Linked DNA regions of Homo sapiens: region 1 is linked to region 2. Evidence: read pairs that join two places in POLR2A ChIA-PET (ENCODE). Cell type or tissue: A673. All regions are shown on one strand. Links, peaks and the distances in the headings refer to the core of each region. The heading gives the core; the rest is flanking DNA. Region 1 overlaps CAMK1D (calcium/calmodulin dependent protein kinase ID). Region 2 overlaps CAMK1D (calcium/calmodulin dependent protein kinase ID).

Region 1 (4,389 bases), core at 180-4,179, 66 kb after region 2:
TGAGCGATAAATTGTTTTAAAATCACACAAACACAGCTGTGGGCCAAACACAGAGATGGTGCATAAAATCAGCGTCTTCCTGGGCCCCTCATTCAGCTCCTTACGACTGAGTTAAAAACCCAAACCTCAGGAAGAGCAGAAGGTAGGGCTCTGACACACCAGGCAAGGAGCCTGCCCAGTGGACGTGGACATGGCCACGGGGAGCCTACGTGGCTGGAAGTGCTAAGCTGAACCAGCAACAGCTGCTGCGGGGAGAAGGGCAGAGGCACAGCCTGCAGGAGCTGCCAACACACTTGATCTTAACTCAAAGAAGATTGTAAGTGCTTGTTTAAGCCAATTTCAAGGATCTGCTCAGCTGAAGCCTAGACAGAAAGTTGAGATAGCAAAGCAACAGAAAAGAGATCAAATACCTTCTACATAGCCCTTACATCACAGAGGGCCTGGAAGAAGTGTTCTCCAGTGGAGGGCTACTTTTCCCCCACAGCATATGGCAAAAAGGGGGTTAAGCCAGAGACTCATGAAGACTCTGGTTGGAGGGCCCAGAATGAACCCATTATCCCTGGGCATAAGCCCTGAGAGGGAGAAAACCCCAACAGCAGTCACGAGAAAAATGACGATTTTGGCAACCGTTCCCCAAGTTCTTACCTCCCCAAGAGGAACAGTGGACAATGATGCGGACACAATAGTAAAGAAGACAGGACACCAGCAGCGCCCAGCAGGAGAGGGGCTGACCTTCCAAATTCACTGCTGCTCCGAGTTAAGGAGCCCTGGACCGGGGGCTACTGAACACTTAAAAAACAACTCTTTTGACCAGGCACAGTGGCTCACGCCTGTAAGCCCAGCACTTTGGGAGGCCGAGGTGGGTGATTCACCTGAGGTCAGGAGTTGGAGGCCAGCCTGGCCAACATGATGAAACCCTGTCTCTACTAAAAATACAAAAATTAGCCAGGTGTGGTGGCGGGCACCTGTAATCCCAGCTACTCGGGAGGCTGAGGCAGGAGAATCGCTTGAACCCAGGAGGCAGAGGTTAACAACCCTTTTGTTTTTTGTTTCTTGAGACGGAGTCTCACTCTGTTGCCCAGGCTGGAGTGCAGTGGTGCAATCACGGCCCACAGCAACCTCCGCCTCCTGGGTTCATGCAATTCTCCTGCCTCAGCCTCCTAAGTAGCTGGAACTACCGGCACGCACCACCATGCCCGGCTAATTTTTGTATTTTTCATAGAGATGGCTAATTTTTGTATTTTTCACCATGTTGGCTAGGCTGGTCTCGAACTCCTGACCTCAAGTAATTCACCAACCTCGGCCTCCCAGAATGCTGGGATTACAGGCGTGACCCACTTCGCCTGGCCGAAAAACCAACCCTTCTACAGTAAGTTTTCCCCAGAAGCTAACAGAACATTCCTCACTTACATTAGGTGTCAGAAGCCCTGAATTCCAGCCTGATCCTGGTGGCCCTTTATGATACTGAAAAATATTTATTTTGTCTTAAAGTTTCCTGGCATACAACAATCCTTGGAACCTCCACAGTGATGTCTTTTGTGGGCTAATGAGGTGACTGGTGGCTGAGATTCCCTAGGTGGCTTCAGGATGGGAGCTAGGCACTTCAAAAACCAAGGCAGGATTAGAGGGTTGGGAATTTCAGCCCCATTCCCAAACCTCTGCGGAGGCGGGGGCTGCAGGTCAAGGGGATCACTTGAGGCCAAGGGTTTGGGACCCCCTGGTCTCTACAAAAAAAAATTAATTAAAAAAAATTACTTGGGCGTAGTGGTATGCACCTAGCTACCTGGGAGACTGAGGTGGGAGGACTGCTTGAACCCAGGAGTTGGAGGCTGCAGTTAGCTATGATCGCACCACTGCACTCCAGCCTGGGCAATAGAGTGAGACCCTGTCTCTGCAAAAAAAAAAAAAAAAAAAAATTAAAATTTTAAAAAAATAAAATAAGTGTAACTGTTTACCCTCAGTAAGCAGCTACAAAGTGCACCCCAAGTTGGAGGCACACCATGCTGAGATGGGTGAGCTCACCTGGGCCAGCACCATGTCCCAGCCCTGCCCTCCAAGGCCTCCTGCACGCAGCCTCTTTCCTGCCTGCCACCACACTGGTCCAGGTCCAGATCACAGCCCTGCTACAGGCTCTGAGGTCATTTTCCAAGGCTCAGTTCTGCTCATGTTTCCACATCCTGGATGTGTCACGAGCTAACACTATAAACACTTTAGCCTAGAACTCAAAACCCATCATGATCTGACCTTTACCCCCCTTTCTAACCTGGTTTCCCACTGGTTCCTTCATGCCCAGCTTGCTAATCTCCTCCCACCCTTGATGTCAACGCTACCACCTCCCAGGTGTGGCAGGGTAAGAAATCTATCTTTGGTGTCTGCCTGTGGCTCCTAGCACAGACCTCCGAAAGCCCTTGGAATTTGGAGTGATGGGGTGAAAGGAACATCTCTTGTTATTCATCATAAGCCCCTTTCAAGCATACCTAAGTTTATGCCAATGCGGTGACTCTTGGAAAAGGGGGGCTGGTTACCAGGGGAACCAACCAGGTGATGAGAGAGGGTTGGAATTTGCCAGTCCAGAAAGGGGAGAGGCACTGGAGGTTGAGTCAGTCACCAATGACCAGTGATTTACATCAATCATGGAATCTCCATAAAAACCCTAATTGGAGAGGTCTGGGGAGTTTCTGGTTGGTGAACACCTGGATATGAGGGAGGTGGGGCACCCGGAGAGGACGGCACGCTCCCCTGCTACCTCACCCCACCCTACACCTCGCCCCATGCAACTCTTCTATTTGGCTGTTCCTGAGTTGTATTTGTCATAATACAACTGTAAACATAAGTGTCTCCCTAGATTCTGTGAGCCATTATCGCAAACGATCAAACGTGTGTTGGGATGGTGTGAACCCTCAAAGGATGGCCAGTCGGCCAAAAGCACGAGCCGCAACCTAGGACTTGTGACTGGCGTCTGAAGCGGAGGGGGTGTCGGGAGCGGTCTTGTGGAACTGCCCTCAACCTGGGGGGTCTGCAATACCTGCACATAGTCAGTGTCACAGGTGAATTCTAGGACACACAGGTGTCCAAGAACTGGAGAACTGCTTAATGAGAAGGAAAAACCCACACACGTGTGAGGTGTGGAGCGTAAGCTGCCATTTTCCTTCACCTCCCGCCCTTGATGTCAACACTGTCATCTTCAGGGTAGTGTTCTGGCCGGCATGTCTGCTCAGCCACCGTCCCCACCTTCAGAGCAGGACACTTCCCCATGCCTCAAGTTTGGACACATGCTCACGCGTCCATCATGTCTTCCCCCAGGTGGGCTGGGTGTCTCCATCTCTAAACTCACACAGCATTGATTTGGTCTCTGCTTACAGGATACAGGGAGTGTCTCCCAAAGCTGGGCCTGAAGCTCAACTCAGCCACTTAATTCGCTGAATGTCCCTGGGTGAGAAAATTAAAATGTCTGACCCCATCTCACTGAGGTCAGGAGGACAGATGGTGGTAACACACATCTAAAACGCTTGCCGTGTTTTCCATTCTTTTCACCCATAACACTATGAGTTCCTTGAGTGAAATGTTTTTGCCTCTCTCAGAGAGCCTAGCACCATGAGTTGCATTCAGTAGGAGCTAAAAGAAAATGTATTCCTTAAAAAAGGAAGAAAAGGCCAGGCGCAGTGTCTCACGCCTGTAATCTCAGCACTTTGGGAGGCCGAGGCGTGCGGATCACAAGGTCAGGAGATCGAGACCATCCTGACTAACATGGTGAAACCCCATCTCTACTTAAAATACAAAAAATTAGCCAGGCATGGTGGTGGGCGCCTGTAGTCCCAGCTACTTGGGAGGCTGAGGCAGGAGAATGGCGTGAACCCGGGAGGCGGAGCTTGGAGTGAGCAGAGATTGCACCACTGCACTCCAGCCTGGGCAACAGAGCAAAACTGTGTCTCAAAAAAGAAAAAAAAAAAAAAAGTTATGTTTCAGATCCATTCATGACAGTCGATGAGCAGTCAGTTGTAGCTAAGAACCTGGTCCAGATCAGGGTATGTGTGTGTGTGTTGTGTGTGTGTATACTTTCAAAACTAGGAAAATTTGGAAGAAAAATTGAGGCTTACTATGTTTAAACTCATCAAAATTTCTAATGAAGTTGTTTTTTCACTAGAATGTAATATGGTGGTTACCTGGGCCTGGGGGTCAGGGGGTTGGGGAGACTTTTGTCAAAGGATACAAAATTTCAGCTGGGAGGAAAAAGTTCGAGAGATCTATTGTACAACATAGTGACTATGCTCAATAACAATGTATATGCTCTCAAAAATTGCTAAGACAGTAGATTTTAAGCATTCTCACTACAAAACAAGTATGTTAAGTAATACATATATTAACTAGATCAATTTAGTCATTCCACAG
Region 2 (4,389 bases), core at 242-4,241:
TTCCAGCCCAGATAGAGTGCTCTCTGTCTATGCTGCTAGGCTCTGCCCTGCAAGCTATTCTCACTAACACCACTTCACTGCAGAGGACTCCATTACCTTAACGGGTTAGAAATAAGAGCTCAAGCTGGGCATGGTGGTGCATGCCTGTAGTCCCAGCTACTCAGGGCAGGAGCTGAGATGGGAGGATTGCTTGAGCCCAGGAGGTCAAGGCTGCAGTGGGCTATGACCGTGCCACTGCACTCCAGCCTGGGAAACAGAGCAAGAACCCATCTCTAAAGAAAAAAGAGAATGAGAGCTCCACAACTCATATCAGCCCATTAGGCATGTCACATCTGAACTCTGACCCTTCTCATGTTTAATAATGCATGCTAACAGCAATATACAAATATCAGCTCTCTTTTTTGTAGTTGTTCCTGTTACTGTCATATTTTACAACAATTCTGTTAGATGGTCTTGAGACCTTCACAAATATGGTCCAATGCTTATAACCATTTATTCAAAAAAAAAAAAAAAATTCTTGGCCAGGCGCAGTGGCTCATGCCTATAATCCCAGCACTTTGGGAGGCCAGGGTGGGCGGATCACAAGGTCAAGAGATGGAGACCATCCTGGCTAACATGGTGAAACCCTGTCTCTACTAAAAATACAAACATTAGCTGGCCACGGTGGCGCGTGCCCGTAGTCCCAGTTACTCGGGAGGCTAAGGCAGGAGAATTGCTTGAACCTGGGAGGCGAAGGTTGCAGTGAGCCAAGATCACGCCACCGCACTCCAGCCTGGCAACAGAGGGGAAGACTCTGCCTAAAAAAAAAAAAAAAAAAAAAAAAAAACTCTTCATAGGCCAGAAATTCAAATTATCCATTTAGTAATGAAAAATAAGTGAATTTTCATAAAATTAACAGAATTTGGACTTCGACAGAACACAAACTCTTAGGAGCACGCACTCATTCTTTCGCTGAGTCGCAAGGGAGTTAGGGGTCTTGGTATATAAGACGTAAGAAGCGCTGGGTGGGAATATTCTGGTGAAGTGGATCCGAGAGAAGCGTGTTCATTGTTTCAGAGAACAGGGAACAGTTCCCAAGAAAAACAGTGTTTGGTTTCTGTGATGAGCAACAAACTTCCTCCTCCAAAGATACGTGGCAAAACAATACGGTCTCCACTCAAGGCATCTACTCTAAGAGATACCTTGGCTACCATCATAGAAGAACACCTAAAAATAACTGTGAAATATTTCCACCACTGTTGGGTTACTTTTGGGTATTCTTACTTTGAAAGCTTCTTTTTTTTTTTTTTTTTTTTGAGATGAAGCCTCGCTCTGTCACCAGGCTGGATTGCAATAGCATGATCTCAGCTCACTGCAACCTCCACCTCCCAGGTTCAAGCAATTCTCCTGCCTCAGCCTCCGGAGTAGCTGGGACTACAGGTGCACGCCACCACACCCAGCTAATTTTTGTATTTTTAGTAGGGACGGGGTTTCACCATGTTGTCCAAGATAGTCTCGATCTCTTAACCTCGCGACCCGCCCACCTCGGCTTCCCAAGGTGCTGGGATTACAGGCGTGAGCCACTGCGCCCGGCCAAAAGCATCTCTTCTTTAAACTGCTACCCCAAATAGTAAAAAGCATTAAAGAATCAGACGACTCCTACCCAACTGCCCTTCGTCCTTTCTTACTTTTGCTACCCTATTCTTATTTCCTGCCTAGAAAGTAAATTCAGAAAGATAACACAACACGCAGAGCACGGAACATGTATCCTCAGAGTGGCCAGGTGCCTTTCTACATCCTTGAGTACAGCTGCTTATGGAAAATCAAACCTGCTCTGGCAGGGTTGTCTCACTGGCAGCAATGGTGGATGAGGACGATCCTGTCCTCACAGGCTGGCTGCAGCAACTGCCCTGGCCAGCCCCAGAGATGCTGTCCAAGCTTCCTGTAAGGTGAATTGAGGAGGCAGAGTGGAGGTCCTTCTGCAGTCACTACCTACTTTTTTCCTTTATCTACCAGGAAGCAAAGATCACATCCTCCCAAGTCCACCCTGAGATTCTAAGAGGACAGATCTGACAAAGCTCTGAATCAGCTAGTCCTCAAAGAGAGTCCAACCCTTTTAAGCAATTAAGAATTGGGAGGCCAGGAGTGCTGGCTCACACCTGTAATCCCAGCACTTTGGGAGGCTGAGGTGGGAGGATTACTTGAAGTCAGGAGTTCAAGACGAGCCTGGGCAACATAGCAAAACTCCATCTCCACAAAAATTAAAAATAAAATAGGGTTGGGCGCAGTGTCTCACACCTGTAATCCCAGCACTTTGGGAGGCCGAGGTGGGTGGATCATGAGGTCAGGAGTTCAAGACCAGCCTAGTCAACAAAGTGAGACCCCATGTCTACTAAAAATACAAATAGCCAGGTGTGGTGGCAGGCGCCTGTAGTCCCAGCTACTCAGGAGGCTGAGGCAGGAGAATTGCTTGAACCCAGGAGGAGGAGGATGCAGTGAGCTGAGATCGCACTACTGCATTCCAGCCAGGGTGACAGTGCAAGACTATTTCAAAAAAATAAATAAATAAAATAAAATAAGCTGGGCATGGCAGTGCAGACCTGTAGTCCCAACTACTCGGGAGACTGAGGCAGGAGGATCGCTTGAGCCCAGGAGTTCAAGGCTGCAGGGAGATATGATCACACCACTGCACTCCAGACTGGGCAAGAAAGTGGAACCCCATCTCTTCAAAAAAAAAAAAAAGAATAGAGAAATAGGAAATACGACAACAAGCTTTCATTACCACCTTTTTGTGCATTTCCTAAAATGACAGAGGATGTCTGCTACTCCTGGAGCTTTTCCTTAATATACCATACAGTGGAGTTTATCATGATTAGGAAATAAGAATCTGTATGACTTTGCATTTTTTTCACCCTGAAAACAAAGCCGATTTCTGGTGTTTTCATAACTAGATCACAGATCTAGCAATGCTTGTGAATACGCCGGTTCCATGTCAGATGGAGCTATAGTCTGCACTGGTTGTCAGGAAAAGCCCAGACTCGCAAATCTGGCTGCCCAGTCTGTGTTATTTTTCCTTCATTCTCTGAGCAAAACTTAACTCTTGCTGTTGCAGACCTAGAGATGCTGGAAGCAATAACACCGCCTTTCCCCACGGCTTTGATCCATGTTGCTCATTATTTCTCAAGTTTCACCAACATTTAATTGAACCCAAAGAGACAGAGAAAAATCTCTCTTGCAAACTAATCATTTCATCGTAAAAATTTTAAAAATAACCACATTAATCTTTCATCGAATTCAGAAACTATGACAGATAAGTCTGCCACTAAAAAGACAAGGAAGAGAAAATATAAATAAATAAACACAAGACAAATATGTTTCAAATATCTACATTATCTACCATGGAGCTATCGCCCTGGGATTCTCAGACAATGACTGTCATGAAGACATATGGAATATGAGGGCTATGTGATTTATCTGAGTGTATGCGTGGGTTTTTTTTTCAATTTTCTGTAGCTAATATATCACAGTGAAGAGGAATTTTTTTAAACTACAGAATAGAAAAAAATAGACTCGTCACAGTAATGTCTCATCACCTAATAATCTATGGTTATAGTCACAAATCATTCAGAGAACATTAACCCCAGAATAACCTGACTGTTGTGAAAGCAAACTATCATGATCAAATCCACTTTTTATTTATTCAACTAAATTCTAGTTTTCCACCAACACAGTAGTGGGCTGGGGCACAGTCACCTGCCATAACGTGGTTTTTTTTATTTGAAACTTATCTGAAGTGATAATTATATTATGATAAAATATAATCCTGGCCCGGCACCGTGGCTCACGCCTGTAATCCCAGCAGTTTGGGAGGACGAGGCAGGTGGATCGCCTGAGGTCAGGAGTTTGAGACCAGCCTGGCCAACATGGCAAAACCCCGTCTCTACTAAAAATACAAAAATCAGCCACACGTGGTGGCGCATCCCTGTAATCCCAGCTACTCAGGAGGCTGAAGCAGGAGAATCACTTGAACCTGGGAGGCAGAGGTTGCAGTAAGCCGAGCTCACACCACTGCACTCCAGCCTGGGCAACAGAGCGAGATTTCATCTCAAAAAAAAAAAAAAAAGGAAAGAAAGGAAGGAAGGAAGGAGAAAGAAAGAAACTTATCTGAAGTGATAATATGATGATAAAATGTAATCCTGACTGCTGTAGCAAAAGATTAAATGTAAGATTTTACACCACTTTATTATCCTAGGTGCAAATATTGTTCAAAGGGCCAGGCGCAGTGACTCACACCTGTAATCCTGACACTTTAGGAGGCTGAGGCAGGAGGATCGCTTGAGGCCAGGAGTTCAAGAGACCAGCTGGGCAACAACACAGTGAGACCTCATTTCTACAAAAAATATTAATAAT

The links. ChIA-PET counts read pairs that join two places held together with the same protein. Peaks named below come from ENCODE experiments on the same cell type or tissue, not always from the same donor. Only the 100,000 strongest peaks of a DNase experiment are listed, where the experiment ranks them.
Region 1: POLR2A ChIA-PET joins it to region 2 with 6 read pairs; 5 of 35 experiments call an interaction of 5 or more read pairs at or near these places.

The regions. Positions count from the first base shown.
Region 1 is chr10:12,392,593-12,396,981 of GRCh38, reverse strand. All of the region lies in intron 1 of CAMK1D (calcium/calmodulin dependent protein kinase ID), which reads right to left. Among named protein-coding and RNA genes, the nearest start is that of CAMK1D, 45 kb to the right of the region's middle. In A673, for the core only: no CTCF peak of the experiment used is centred there; no DNase peak of the experiment used is centred there.
Region 2 is chr10:12,458,594-12,462,982 of GRCh38, reverse strand. All of the region lies in intron 1 of CAMK1D (calcium/calmodulin dependent protein kinase ID), which reads right to left. Among named protein-coding and RNA genes, the nearest start is that of CAMK1D, 110 kb to the right of the region's middle. In A673, for the core only: no CTCF peak of the experiment used is centred there; no DNase peak of the experiment used is centred there; H3K27ac peaks cover 610 bases.